Regions from separate parts of the Mus musculus genome. Here region 2 is linked to region 1. A link is a loop called in an ENCODE intact Hi-C map of the cell type or tissue named here. Cell type or tissue: left cerebral cortex. All regions are shown on one strand.

Region 1 (8,000 bases):
TTGGAGAAGAGGGTGGTGAGCTGGTTGCTGAGGAGAGGTGAGCTTGGACTTCTCTGGGGTTGTGGTTGATGTTGCATGAAGGGAGGAGTAAGTTACCACACCACCTTCCTGACCTGCCACTCCCTGCCTGCCGACGGGTACAGTGGATTTTAGATCAGTACTTATTTGTTATATTCAGTAGAGGCCAGCAGCCTGTGAGACATTAGGGAGAGTGCCATGGAAGTACCGAGTATGCTTTTCGCTACTGGAGGACTGAGAATCACTGGAAATGGCTGAATGGCCATGTTGTACATGAAAAGTAGCATATGGTGGGTAGACCTTTTTAGTTGAAGAGCTTCAGAAGTTGTACTGATTTGTTAGTTAGGTATGTGAACTTACGTGGCTTAAAAGTGGGTTTGTGTTTTTTTCCTCTCTGTTCTGGAAACTGGAAGTGAAAGATGGGAATTCAGCAATGGTGGTTCCTTCTGCTTGCTGATGGGAGAGCCCATGCCATGCCTCTGTTCCAGTCCCTCACTGTGCACTGGCTGCCTTTAGTATCTGAGCTTTGTGCCACCCTCTCGTGGCGTTCTCACTGTTTGCACTAATGTGCCCACGTTTCCCTTTTTATGAGAGTACCATTCATGTTGTGTTAGATTCCATGGAAATAATCATGGCTACCTCTAGAAAAGCTCTACCTCCAAGTAATGTCACAATCCTGGGGTTTAAGACTATAGCATTTCTATTTTGAGTGATAGAGTTGAAGCCCTAACAGAGATCCAAAGATCGAGAAACGTGGAGCCCATGTTGGAAAGCTTCAGCGTAAGCCACCATGAAAGGCAGTGCTACATCTGTTGCCTTTTGACTGTGACTTTGTCAGTCTCCTTTAGTTGGTAGCATCAGTTGGGACATGGTAGGCAGTGACAATGAATACCCATAGCCAAGTTAATCACTGTATAAAGGTGTTTTTAAGGTCAAAACTGCCTTAGGACAGAAACTGTCACCTCTTCAAGGTATCCTATGGAAGCTTTTCTGTAAAGTGAGTGTGAAAGATTAAGAGAAGCCCAATACCATCAGTTAAGTGTGGTGACAACTTTGTGTGCATTCCTGTGTCATTTGTGGTCTGGGAAGAAAGGGCAACTAGTGGTAGCCTCTGTCCTTTCTGGGGAAATTTGTGTGGTGTCTCAAGCTTGGTCATAAGTGTAGTTCTTGACTTATAATCCTTTAAAGGTTCGTGTGTTTAAATGACTATTAACTCTGTTTGATAGATGTAGAATGAAGCTCCTTCCAACATTCAAGAAAATAATATCCATACTGTGTAACTAAGTCTATTCTTTTCATCTTATGCTGTCTTAATTGGGTGACTTAAAATGCACTCGTTCTTGGGGGAAGATTATGTTGTATTCCATTTTGCCTTTCAAAAAACATACATGATAGCAGCATTAGTTAAGAACTGCTGTGACTTTTGACCAGCAGCCACAGACAAAAGTTTTATACTGGTCTTTCTCGGGGAATTCGTGCTCTGTTATGAGAAATTGAGATCGATAGTTCTAAGAGTGCCCTTAGGATTCAGTAGCCAAATGACACAGCTCCCACCTGTATCATGAGAATATTGGTAGTAAAGGGTCATAGGTCTTTATTATTCATAGTCTAAATTCAAATATCTCTGAAAATTCAAGATTAAACATCCAAAGCTGAGGAGAAGGGACATCCAGCTCTCTCTCTCTATGCATTCTCTGGAAGGGGGCTGTGTGGATGAATGTTTGCAGAAATGCAGTGTGTGTGGAGAAGGGTTCAGCCCTACATGACGTGATGAGAGCTAACATACTAACTTCCATGTTGACACACACTAAACATGAAAGCACCTGTACCAAAAGCTTTGTTAACATCATTGTTCGTCAGAATCAAGCGCCAGAGTGTATACCTATAATGCCCACAATAGTTCATGGCACATAGCAAGACTTGTTAAATAGGATTCTAAGCATTGAAATGGTTGAATTAAAAAGAAAACACGTGCCTTCCTGAATTTTCCACACAGAGGAATGATTGTTGTTCTGTTTTCCCAGACCTGTATGTGGAGAGGGTTGGTGCTGGCAATGGCTTATCATCTTTGTGTGCCATTACACATGGAAGAGTCATCTTGGCAATGCTGTCTAAAGTTAGAGTTTTCTGCTAAATCTGAATTTCAGGCAAGCAGTTAGCAAAAGTGTTACGTCAAATTTTCTGTTGGGTTACTTGGACTAAATTCAGTATTTGTCACGTGAAATATTAAATATTAGTAAAATAAAAAATTCCTTGTTACTTGTCTGAAATTCACATTTAGCTATGCATTCTGTATTTGAATTTCCTATATGACTTAACAGTCCTGGGCAGCTTTTAGTCATACTGAGGACCTCCAAGGAAGAGGGAATCATGTTGCATTCACATTGAGAATGGTCTTATTAAAAACTCGTTAGGGATGTGAAGCAGATTAAGGACAAGCAATGCAGATGTGTTACAGGCACAGCACAGACCTCTCAGCCTAGTGTGGTGAGAAGAGGGGAGGTGGAGAGAGCCCAGTTACCTGAGGGAAGAGCTCAGGCACGGCTGCCTTGGATGCACTAGGCTGGCAGAGAGCCACTGTGGAAGAAGCTGGCAAAAATAAAGAAAACTCCTTACCATGCTCCTCCCTGGCCTAGGTCAGCTCTCACTTTCTATCTCTGGAGATGCTCTCTAGGGTGCTGTGACAGCCTGGTTATTGTGTTCCATACAGGCAGATGGCACAGACTGAGGTTAACAGGAAACAACCAGTTCTTTGTGTATGACTAAGAGATGCTCGTATCAGAGCATCCCAGTTGTTTCTAAGTCGCAAGAAGACAGCTGAGGAGTAGAGAAAGGAAAGAAAGAGAGGCAGTCCGACACCTGCAGTTAGGAAGTGTCCTAGTATCATTGGTGATTCTAATCAAAAACAGCTTTGCTTCTAGCAGACACTGATCAGTCAGTCTCCCCATGCTCCTCAAACATCAGCTGCAGTTCCTTGTGTGGTACTTCCAGGTCCCCTCAGACAGGGCTAGGAGAAAACTCCTTAAAATGTGAGTGTTCTTGTGTATGGCCCAGCTCACCCTGCCATGGCTGTCAGGTGGAGGTCAGATGTTCCACAAACCCATGCTCTATCTCACAGGCTCTGCTCTGCCCTGCCCATGGGGTCTGTTGGCATTGGACAGATCTCCACAGCAGAGAGCTTTCATCTTGTCAGAGAGGTCCTTGGATGAGTGGGCTACCTCTGTAGTGAGCACTTCTTCATGGAAACTCTAAAGATAAATGCCAAGCAAGTACCTGCGGGAAGCACTGTTTGGCCAGCTGTACCGTAGGCAAAACCAGACGTATCCAAACTGAGCATGTGAACGTGCCTTAGCCAGCCCCGAGGTACAGCCTGTGCCTTGTGGAGCACGAGTGGCTGACTCATCCTTCCCCTTGTTGCAATTACAGTTCCCCAGGCAAGGCTTGCAGCAGACCCAGCAACAGCAACAGACAGCCGCCCTGGTGCGACAGCTCCAAAAGCAGCTTTCTAGTAAGTACCTATCTCACACTGAGCCAGGGGAGTCTGGGAGTCAGCGACAAGCCCGGCATAGTAGGCTCTTCAGAAATCACACTGTGTCCTCTGAAACATTTTTAAAGACTTTTTCATTGAAATAGAGCTCCATCACTTTCCTTCCTCGCTTTCTTCTGTCTCCTCTCTCAGCTACTCTCCATTAAACCCCTCCTAGACCTCCACTGTCCACTCCTCCTCTTTTATTTGACTACTTTTGTTACATACATACATGCATACATACATACACATATACATACATACATATACAGATGCATACATTCATTTATTCATACATGCATGCATACACACACATATATCCATGCATGCACACATATGTGCACACATACATATATGCATAATATATGCATACATGCATGCATACATACATACATTTTTTTTTCATGTTTGGCTTGGTCTGAGGTATTTCACTTTGTCTTAGTTTGATTAGTTTTGGACTTACCTTTTTCTTCCCCTGGAAAAGCCACATTTTTCCCCTTAAATTCAGTATTTTCCTGTTGTTTTATGTGACTTTCCCAAAGCACACCCAACCCCCTTTTGTTGGTTTTATTTTATGGTGCTGAGGATAGAACCCAAGGCTTCCTGTGTTCCAGACATGTGTTCTACTGCTTAACCTCAACTCCATGCCCGGGTCTTGTTTTTATAGAGCTAGAAATGTTTAAGGAGAAACTCATCCCATGACCTTGACTTAGATCACCCCTATACCAGTATCTCAGGATAGAATCGTTTTAGAGATGGAGTGAGTCCCTTGTGTGGTGAAACATAGTGGCCTGGAGTCACAAGACCTGATTTCTTTGCCAAGGTGGCCATTATTGGCTAGGTCACGTTTTCCCACCTATGAAAGTATAGGAGACACGTTTTCCCGTGGCTTTCAGATTCAGTGTTTCTGAGTTACAGGGTGGAGTCTGCTGCATGTTGAAACAGTGATGTGGCATCCATTTGTGGCTGAGGGGTAGCTTTTTGCATGACTGCTTTGCATGTGGGAATCTTGACAGAGAGAATTGCCCCCCACCTCCCTCCACACTCCTTGGTGTCTCTGCCAGTCATATCTTAATTTTTCTTTATTTTATTTTGTTTTTGTTTTTGGTCTTTAACATATAATGTACACTTGTCTGTGTCTTTATGTAACACATCACCATGTTCCATGAATACATACATGAGATTTTTCTTTAATTTCCAAACCTGAAATATGTGTGTATGTTTTCATGTAGCCTCAGTTAATTTTGGTTACGTGAAGTAAGATCAATTTTTTTCCTAGCTGTTTTTTTTAAGTAGGTATACTCTATTAAATAATCTGTGATTAAAACAATGAAATACGACGATATTTTTGAGTTAAAATTCTTGCAGAGAATATAACCTGAAGGCTTGGCCTTATAGTGTTTATAAATCAGCACTGAGGAGTCCTGTATTGCAGACTTATCTGAAGAGCATGTCAGCTTGCTCTGCTGTCCCCAGAGTGTCAAGAGCTGGAATACAGCTCTTGGACACTGTGAGTCAATCTATCTAATCCCGAGGCATTGTGTGGGCAGCTGTGGGTCTCTCCTGTAGACTTGGCCCCTCTACAGAATACATTTGGTCACATTACATGGTTATTGGCCCCAGGGTCTAGCCTGTTGCTCTGTCCTCCCATACCTGGGGCTGTTACTGAGAGGCCCGCCAGAGAGAAGGTGTTATCTGCAGCACCAGTTCACATCTGTAACTGTTGTGTTTGCTTTCCCCTTAGGTAACCAGCCACAGCAAGGAGTGACTCCCTGTGCACACCCTTCACACTTTTGAATCGGAAAGAGAAGACATGAAGTTTATGTTTGCACTGAAAAACAGAAAATCAAATTTAGTAGTCCTCATAAGACGTCTCCTTTGGTCTTTGGTTATTTATGTTTTCCTATATTTTATGCTACATTTCATGCAGAAGTATTTAAATAAGTAAAGGAGTCATGGTTTGGTTTTATCAGATTTAAAATAGGTTTTAAAATGTGGATCATACAGGCCTACTCCAGATAGTGTGGTAGCAGACCTTTTGAAACTGGTGCTTTTTTATCTCATATTTACATAAAGAATGAATTATGGTAGGTTTAAATATTTATGTATTCATTAACGATTTTTTTTAAACCTGTGGTGGACCAAACTACTGATTTGAAAGCTGTGGCAGGTCTCGCGGGAGTGGACACATTAGCTCTTCACTCGACCGTGGCGGTGGGGTGAACATTTTTTTTTTTTTTGCATCACTTTAATTTGAAATGTTGATCATTTTCATAAGCACTTTATAAACTTCGTTCGCATTTATGAAGGACTTGGCTTCGCTTTTGTTGTGGTCCAAAGGTGCTGAAACGGATTGTTGCTTAGTACTTCCGCTTCTTCAGGGCTTCTGCAAGAGCCACCTGGAGGACTGTGGGAGTCTCTCAGAAGCAGCTGCACTCAAATTTGTTCCCAGTGGCAAAATCTTTATCCAGATTCTTCATGAAGGTACAACCTATAACCACGGGAGGCCAGAAGAACCACGGTGGAATCGGTCCATTTTACTTACTGCCAGTTTTGGTTTAAAAAAAAAAATAACTGTCCAGTTTAGGTTCTTCAGAACCTCATGCCAACTTGAGAAAAATAAAATAAAATCTCACAGCTGGCCTTAGATTCCACAGTGCTCAGACTTGACATGGTTTCCAGAGGGTTCTGGTAGTCATCAAAGGTATACTTGCTGTTAATTTTGTATGGTAAGTATTTACAATTTTGAATTTAATTATTAATGTTGGTGTCAGTCTTGGTTGTGTATTGCTTCTACTGTATTTATAAACCGGTGCAAAAAGCACAAGTAAAGTAAATTATACATCAAAATTTATTATAAAGAAATAGTAACTATTTTAACTTTGTTCAAGTATGTGGTAATTTGCTCCTATTAGAGTGAAAAAATACAGTAAATTATTATCAGTTTGTGTAACTTAAGAGTATTCCGTATAATATTTTTTTAGAATTAGATGCATACAATTTTGAATGTGAAAATTGCAGGGCATTTTAAGACATGTAGGGATCTTTCCCTGTCCTTTGTTGGGTTCACTTTCTTTTTGCCATATGATTTCACATGTAATGTAGTCAAGCATACTGTGAATAGATTGTCTATGAAGAGCAGACCCTGTAGAACTACTTTTTTAAAATGTAGCTAGTACGACTTCAGATGATTTCTTTCGCAGATTGTTATTATAAATAATTTATATCTTCCTAGGTGAGTTACCCATTGCAGAGTTTGACTCATTCAAATGACCTCAGATCCATGTTTGCTTACTTTGCCATGGCGACATCGTGTGAACTGCTGTGTACACTGTGAAATATACCCCTCCAGCCTGCTTGTTTTGTGTTTACTCTGGGCTGGAAAAGACTTTGCCAAACATTAAAGACCATTCTTCCCACCGAGTTCACATTCTCTCTGCTCTCAGACAGTGCAGTACATTTCAGTGGTCCCATATGTCCGCTTTGCTTTCCTCTCCAGAGTCATTCTTAAAATTCACGAAGCTATCCTCCTCCCTCCCCCCGCCCCGGGTAATAGACCATATGATTGCATTCGCAAAACCACCGAAGTGTGAATGTTGTGCCTAGTGAGTGGGCCATATCCTGTCCTCTCTGGTCTTAATTCAATGATTGTTGATGGTTAAAACTCCAGCTTCAATCTGAACCTTGTCCTTTTCGTAGCTCAATATTGTGAACAGCAGAACGAGTGTTAGAACTGCATAGCATTTGTTTGCACTTTAAACTTTGCAGAAGTTAATTTATTAATCATTTTGCACATGAAGGCTATGGTTATTCCTTTGTCGTTGTTTGTTTTATTTGTTAAGATGAGGAAGGTAAATCATGCTAAAGCCCTCTAGTTCTGAGATGCCGTGGGGGATGAGGAAAAACCTAGAGCTCTTTGCCCTGCGCGTTACAAGGAAAGCAACTGGAATTTTAAATTTAGTTATTATATTTACTGCCACTTAATTCTGCATTCTGAGAGGTTTTTTTTTTTCTTTCATAGCAAATGCATGTGGTTGGCATTAAAATTGTCCTAAGGAAAAAGCTCTATTGCAGAACCTTGTCATTTGCTGGGTGGGTTGCAGATAGGAAATTAAAGACCAGACCTTGAAATCTAATGGAATTGGGTATACTTACCATTTCTGGCTATAAGAACCCCTTAACATCTGTGTTATATTGTAAGCTGAATCTTTAGAGGGTGGCATTTCTTGTTTTATGTACCCTTTTTCATCTAAAAGTAGAGGGAGACTACTCTACGGTGGGTATCATTTGACCTCTGGCAGCCATAGAGTACCAATGTTAACTGGAGTCAGCTCATGTCTGAGGTAGGGGCCAAAAGAAAGTAGGCATTACGGAAAGTAGGCATCAAGTTCCAGATGAATGGCATGTGCTAACAAAGCTCTTGGTCTTAGTGATCTGGGCTAACTGAATGACTTTT
Region 2 (8,000 bases), 740 kb after region 1:
TCAATTCTTTAAACATGTATATTAGTAAACAACATATTAACTAAAATAAATAAACAACAACAAAACCCTTTATGTTATGTTCCATACAAAATAAGTACTAGAATAAAATCTTGAAAAATGAATTGCAAGAAAGGTAGAGCTAACACACATTATGTTTTTCTAAAACAGAGCTTGTTGTAATAAACTGTAAAAATGTACTAATTGAAATATTTTATATCACAGTTAATTTGAGAAAGACCACAAGAACTAGACAAATATAGGTGAGCTATGATGTGCTCTGGTTATCTACCCACTACTCTCAGATGATCTTGTCATTCTTTCTACTAAGAAAATTACTTCATTTATTGAATGTATACATAGTCCCAGGCTTAGCTCAGGGTATGCTAACCACCCCAGCCTGGTTAATTAGTGACCTGGACACTCATCTTCTTTTAAAGTTTTCATACTCCCAGAAAACCTAACGTAGTCCATGCAGATTGTAGTCCAGAGAAGTGACTGCCTGTGGTCCCTGATGAACACTTCTTTACCCTTCTAGTTCTGACCAGATGTGACACTATTCCTAGGGAGATGTAAACAAATGTCTACTCACTCCAGATAGGGAACCAAAGGTAAGGCAGTGTACACACATGATAAAATTCAACTTCCTTTGTGAACCAACGAATATTTTTAAGAGCTGCTTACAGGAACATAGGTGAGAGGTTCCTTGCAAAAGTAGAAATGCCACAAGGGCAGTTACATCACTGGAGCCTACCCCAGTGTGGTTGACAGTGAGTGGACTAAGGTTGGGAACCTAAAGCTTTCTGAAACCTACAGGCACCCCAGCATGCAAAGCATTCTTTCCAAGTAACTCAGCTGACCTGGGGTTTCAGGAAAAGTAGCTAATCTTGCCTCTTCCAACCTGTTCTACTGCTCTCAACTGCTCTCAGTCAACTCAGACTTCTCTCACAGTGACTCCTTATTGCTTACTCATGGGTGGGAGGGAGAGATCCTAAGCTTAGGGAGTTTCTCTTTAGGATGGGATGTTTTATTTAACCTCAGGAATTCTGTTGTTTTACCTCCCCGAAAACAGCCTGTCTTAAAATACAATGTTGATCTCCCCTTTAACATTTTGTGTTTTATGAGCTTTCCTATGAGATGGAAAGTTTTCATTAAAGAAACTGTGACACAATACCCAGGTATTGTGTACTTGCCCAGGCAGACCCAGGGAGGAGTCTCACATTCACGCCCTTTCTTGGTTGCCACTGAGCTAGAATCACATCCAACACTCCAATCAAAAACTCAATTTGGAAACTCTGGAGGACTGACATACAAGCTCTTCATACTTTATCTAAAATCAACCATGCTTGAGCAATAGCAAAAACAGAGCCAAACTTTCACTCAACAAAGCGGCATAATATCTTGTATCAGACACACAATGAAAAAGTCTACAAGACCAGAGCACTCAACAAAACCAAAATCAAAGTGAATGGCTAAAACAATATGATGCCCCTCAATTGAGTCCTGTAGACATGTTCTCCAGGAATAACTACCCAGACAAACCTCAGGATATGAGTTTAAAAGTACAATCATAAACATAATCAACAGTTTAAAAAGAACATGAAAAAGAATGTCAGCAATGTAAAGAGTGTGGTAATTAAATCCCAAGTGAAATGTAAACAAATAAAAATAGAAGTCTGCCTGAGCCTAGACTATTTGTGCCATATGTGTCATCCAGAGCCAGCCAACACTGCACATCCTACACATCAGCCAAGATTGTTAAACTCTTTATGTACTATTCCCAATATACAGGATTGGCACTGACTGTACATCTTTCATATCAGTCTGAAATACAAACTCTGCTTGGCCCTAGTCACCTATCTTATGCACCAGCTCAACCTACTGAGATTACTTGTATCTAGCTCACTCATGGCATATCTAAATTCCAGGATTAGCCTAATTGCACATCCTGTGTGCTTGTTCAGTCTTGTGAATTTCCATAGGTCTAGCCCACCTGAACCATAGCCAACTGCCAAGCCTAACCTAAAATGTACATTTGTGTGGGGCCCTCAGTTGCCTCTCTGGCCTTTGCTCTGTGTAATGGTAACCAGATTTGGATACAGAGGTATCTTTTAGATCTCACAGAAATTTTAGTGCTGTAATTTTCAGTTTTAGGTCTTACATACTAGAAAAGTCAGAAATACATAGTAAGTGTATTGTGGCATAGGAGGAGGGATATCCTCATGGGCATACAACTCTAAGTCTTGCTCCAGCACTAAGAAATCAGCCACCAACAAGCTTGAGTATTAGGCGCTTGTGCCTCTGCCTGCCACCATTTAGGAACATAACACAGGTTCATGTACAAGAATCTGAAAAGCAATTATTATTTTTTTATGTTTGAAAAAATGTATTAAAACTTTATTATACACACTGGTTCTGGTTAGTTTTAATGTCATTATTTACTTGCAAGATCTTTATAATAAAGGTTATAAGGCTTTTATATAAAGAACTTGAAAATGAAAATCCAAGAAAAAAAGCTACAGCAATAGAAACCAGACCTAAATTCTACACATCTCAATGAATTTCTATACAGTGGGAATTAAGAAAAAATTAAAGACCCCGAAACAACAAAGTGGCCCATCTATTTTTAACTTATCTATCTGCTACTCTGCCAAAAGTCATTTTCTGCAATAGATTTTATAGAATGGTTTTTCCTGTTTTACTTTTCTTTCTGATCTCAGGAACCCTGAAGGTTTTAGAAGAGTGTATACTATTTAAGACTCTAGCTATTTCATCAGAGAGCTCAATGATGCTGTAAAGTTCACATTAAGAAAAAAAAAAAGGAATAATTTCCAGTGAAGAAAACTGCTGTAATTTTAGGGGACAGAGATGGGATGTGCTTAAATGTCCTTTATGTGAAGAGTCACTAGTAGATTGCTTTCACTTGTTTTCCCTCATGTTAACTTGTCATAATTCAAAACATGACCTGCTTCTAGGGGGAGTTAATGGTTTTGAGATGCTGAGTTTTGCCAAGCCTCTGATGATACACCCCTATCCTAGGGAATCTTTAGCAAGAAAGACAAAGCTTTCTGCCAAGAGTTTGAAATAAAACACTCAAGTATATGGCCTATACACAGTGCAACACGCTCCCCGCCCTCCGAGGTCATATTAATGGAAGACTTTATAGAAATCTTGTAGAGTAGTTCCAGTGCTCCTTTCAGAGAAGGCGAGACTGTGGACAGGTGAGGACCGATGCGTAGGAAACCACTTTTTGTGAGCATCCTATACGCATAGTTCTTAGTCTCCAATGGGTGTTTATTTCTTTTGGGGAGGGGATTTTAAAACAAAACAAAAGGAAAAGAAAACTAAAACCTACCTAATCCAAGCCCCTATAAGCACAGAAGCCCAGTGGGTTTCATTTTCCCACAGCCCCAAGACAGTACAGAATCTAGACTTAATTACTTTAACAGAGGATTTATTTATTTTTTTAATTTTGAATGTGGCATTGGTGGTATAATATACTTATATATTTGTCTTAATCCTATTTGTTCATTTGCTTATTTTTCACTAGACCTCAATTCACAGTTTTCTTCCACTTTCTTTTGGTGGAATATACTATATCTAGTCATATACTCTGCATTAAAGTATTAGAAACCAGAAGATCTGGCGTTTTACATTTTATACTGTTATGTCATTATAATCAAAACTTTTACCAGGGCCTTGAACACGTTTCCTATTCCTAGAAAGTAAATAAATTTATATAAAGAAAGACATTCTATGAGACTGTATATTATTTAGAGAATTAGTTCACTTCTTCTGCCCCCTTGTGGTCCCCAAAGGCTGTTGCCCAACGTAAGCTGAAATGCAGTTAGTCTTAGAATACATACCTAATAATTCTATGTTTGTGTGTTTCAATATGAATATTGAAACATTTGCTCATTTGAGAAAATATTTCAAATTATAAATATCTCCAAATGTCCTCTGCATGGAGATTTATATAATTCTTACATCTTAAGATGTAAGATTTATCTTAAATGAGATAAATAAAATAATGAACACAAACTGGTGCCAATACAACTTCCTCTATTCACAAATGTTCTTTAGCTCCTAATAAGAAAAAAAGGCAGGTAGACTTGAGTGTAGCTTTTTGTCTTCCTCTTTTCTCTTTATTGTTTCTTTTACTTTTTGTGATTAGAAGAACATCATTTCTCTTTTCTCTTTCCAAGTCCTTTCATATTTATATACATTTCTTTCTCTCTTTCAAATTCGGGGCCAAGTTTTCATTAGCTCTTACAAATTGTGTATGTGTGTGTATGTGTGTGGGTGCGGGTGTCCCAAAATATAGCCTGCTCAATCTGTATAATGATACTTGTACATATGTTTTCAAAGCTGACCTTTAGCTCACTCTTCCCTGGAGGAAACTAATTCTATCCCCATCACCCCTCCTTAGTTACTGGTAGCTCTAGTACCTTCAGGGCTACATGCCTAAAGGCTCACTAACATGGCTGCCTAGGCATGAGCTGAACAAGCACAACAGTAGATAAAACAACATAGAGGAAAGACCACAAATCCTCAACATTAATTATGCTCTGTAGAGTTTAAAACTGTTCCTTTAGTCTATTTACAGAAATCAGAATACTGAGGCATTTGCAAGAACTGCCACATGGTGCAGCCTGGCAGGTGTTCTTTCCCAGGTGTCCTGTCCCAGGTGTCCTTTCCCAGGTGTCCTTTTGCATTTGTTTAATGTACCATGAATGGTTTTAGAAAACATTTATGATTTATGATTTTCTGAGGAAAAAATACCTGTCAACTGAGTTATTTTTATCTCAGGGAGCAAGAGGCAAATTATACAGCCACCATAGTGTATTGTAATCAATACTGCAAGACAGATTTAGGCTCCAGCAGACAGTGTCAGACCTGGCTAGATTTATTTTTAAATGGTCATATTTATGGGTTGTAAAAACTGTACAGTGATAACTGCCTTGTGACATATTTTGATAACAAATAGCTAACTATGACGAGAGTTCTTTGATTTTTAAACTTTGACTGTTTAAACAGGCAGTCTCTAAGCTACATTATCATTAGTCAATATTATCTTTGACCTAGTTTTTCTTATTCATGTTTCATTTTACCTTCTTCAGTATATACTCTCCTCTTGTGAGTTACAGCATATGCTGTTAATATTTTCTTTTAAGTGGTACCATAGATTTTCAGCCTTCTGAGTTTGGGTGGGTTAAATGACTTCTTAAATGAGATAAATAAAATAATGAACACAAACATTATACATAATTAGGGTGTCATCTTCTCAATGTGAACAGAAGCTGCTGGGGTGGCGTGGGGGGCATATATCTACCGCTATATTAAAAGTCTACAGGTTTAACTGATTGGAACTACTGTGATTGTGGGGAGTTGGAGGGTTTCAGACACAGAGTCCAATTATCTTGAGATATCTTTAGCCTTAGTAGTCATTCACTTCCCACTTAACATGTTTCACCTACCATCCTGTGCTTGGCAGGTGAAGCAACTACAGTGTGTTAATGGATCACAAGTGTCTTCAAATCCAAGAGCAAAGAATGCCATTAGCTTACATTTGAGACCCATACTAGAGATTTCCCCCATTTACTGTAACATGCTTTTAAAGTATATTGATTTATATTTCATTTTTTTCTATTACTATGAAACTGCTACTATTTTGGAACATGGAATTCCAGATAACCTGGATCCCTGTTCCCAGAACATGGGCACTCATAGCTCCATCATAAAGTGTTTCATATGCGCTGAAAGCTGAGAGTAGAGTTTTTTGCATCAGCATTGAGTCATGTCAGAAGATTCACTATAACAATAGCCTTTTTTCTTTAAAATCTTTTTTTGAAAATAGAATCTTCTCTCATACAATATATCCCAACCAACAGGCTACCCTCCTTCCATTCCTCCTTGCTTCTCTCTGATCCCTCTCCTTGCACTAAATCCACTCAACCTGTTTCCTCTTCAGTAAAAAGCCAAACAGAACAAAACAAGATACAAGACTAGGCAAAAGCCATCATAACAAGCCTAGACAAAGCAACCTAACTGGAGGAAAAGACTCCCAAGGGTTAGAGACCACTCTTAGGTCTCCCATAAAACTACTGAACTAACAAGCCATAATATAGATATTGTGTGTGTGTGTGTGTATACAATAATAACAAGCCCTTATAAATATATATATATATATATATATATATATATATATATATATATATATACACACACAGGTAGTAAGTAGCTTCAAAATCAAAAGCCAAGGGAAACCAAAGGATACAAACTATGCGATGTGCACCTGCAGGTACACCCTGAACCACTTCACACACCCAAACACCATTTTCTTTCATCTTAGGAGGAGCTTCGGCCTACAAAGCTTTGGTTATCCCAAACAATTTGATTATCCTATCAACTGTTGGAACTCAGTTTTCTCATCTATAAAATAATAGTGAAAGGCCTGGTGAATTACTTAGTGACATGTGTTGGTCTCTTTTATGACTACAGTTCCCACACTTAAGTGTCTGTATCAGTTGCTTTCATAACTGTGACCTTCTAAGGTTACATCTGAATTGGGGATGGTTTGGACGAGCACCGTATAAGCGCTGCACTGACCTTGCAGACATTTTGAGTTCTAACAAGGAGTTTCTTAATACTCATTTCTGGGACTTTGTGGTTCTCAAAGGTATTTTGATAGCCTGCTGCTTCAAAATTGAGAAACCTCAAATTACTTTCAGCATTTGCTATTTATTTCACACTATTTTCCCTTGGTAAGTTAAAGTTACCAGCAGAATGCACCATATTGCACAACAGAAAAAAATTCCTTTTTTCCTCTGTGTTTTGAGCTATCAGCAATTACAGCCATTCAAAACATAAAATGAGCCAAGTAAGATGGTACTCAAAGTGCACGTAGTGAAACGGCAGCTACGTTGGTGGAGAAGATATCAAACTCCAGAAAACCCATGTGATGCTGGGATTTGCACCTGATGACAATCTATAGTGCTCCAGGAAGAAGGGATGTCGTGAACTTTTGTTTTCCATTTCCTTTATTTTATTTTATTAGATATTTTCCTTAATTACATTTCAAATGCTATCCAGAAAGTTCCCTATATCCTCCCCCTGCTCTGCTCCCCTACCCACCTACTCCTACTTCTTGGCCCTGGTGATCCCCTGTACTGGGGCATGTAAAGTTTACAAGACCTAGGGGCCTCTCTTCCCAATGATGGCTGATTAGGCCATCTTCTGCTACATATGCAGCTAGAGACATGAGCTCTGGGGGTTGCTGGTTAGTTCATATTGTTGTTCCACCTATAGGGTTGCAGACCCCTTCAGCTCCTTTAGAAAAAGCAAAACGTAAAAAATACCAAGCTCTCATGACTTTCACAGTGCCAAACAAGGAATGTTAACAATAAATATTAAGGAAGTAGACTTAATGGAAACAAAAGGTCCTGTAAGAAAATATCAGTCCTACTTAGAAGGGGGAACAAAATAATCAAGGGAAGTAGAGGGTAGGAGGGACTTGGAAGGAAGAGAAGCGGGGGCAGGGAAAAGAGGGAATTCACAGACCTTTTGAAGCCCAAGAAGAAGGAAGACCACAATGTGGATGTTTCAGTGTTTCTTAGAAGGGTGAAAAAAATACTCACAGGAGGAAATATGGAGACAAAGTATGGAGCAGAGACTGGAGGAAAGGCCAACCAGAGACTGCCCCACCTGGGCATCCATCCTACATACAGCCACCAAACCCAGTCGCTATTGTGGATGCCGGGAAGTGCTTGCTAACAGAAGCCTGATAAAGCTGTCTCCTGCGAAGCTTTGCCAGAGCCTGACAAATACAAAGGCAGATGCTCACAGACAACCATTGGACTAAGTGTGGGTTTCCCGATGGAAGAGTTGGAGAAGAGACTGAAGGAGCTGAGGGGGTTTGCAGCCCTACGGATGGAGCAACAGTGTCAACCAGCCAAAACCCCTAAAGCTCCTGGGGTCTGGACCACCAACCAAAGAATACACAT

Evidence for each region. Hi-C counts contacts between places; a loop is a spot of excess contacts. Peaks named below come from ENCODE experiments on the same cell type or tissue, not always from the same donor. Only the 100,000 strongest peaks of a DNase experiment are listed, where the experiment ranks them.
Region 2: a loop joins it to region 1, with 2.3 times the contacts of the local background. A loop is called at or near these places in 6 of 42 quality-filtered maps.

Annotation. Positions count from the first base shown.
Region 1 is chr3:59,309,409-59,317,408 of GRCm38, forward strand. Med12l (mediator complex subunit 12-like) reads left to right here. Exons shown (of 44, transcript NM_177855.3): 43 at 3,445-3,526; 44 at 5,289-8,000. The coding sequence ends at 5,341. It overlaps Igsf10 (immunoglobulin superfamily, member 10), which reads right to left. Exons shown (of 7, transcript NM_001162884.1): 7 at 7,327-8,000. Among named protein-coding and RNA genes, the nearest start is that of Igsf10, 31 kb to the right of the region's middle. In left cerebral cortex, no CTCF peak of the experiment used is centred here; DNase peaks (open chromatin) are centred at 3,048 and 3,410; H3K27ac peaks cover 211 bases.
Region 2 is chr3:60,052,844-60,060,843 of GRCm38, forward strand. No RefSeq gene overlaps it. Among named protein-coding and RNA genes, the nearest start is that of Sucnr1, 25 kb to the right of the region's middle. In left cerebral cortex, a CTCF peak has its summit at 3,799 (motif pointing left); a DNase peak (open chromatin) is centred at 3,804.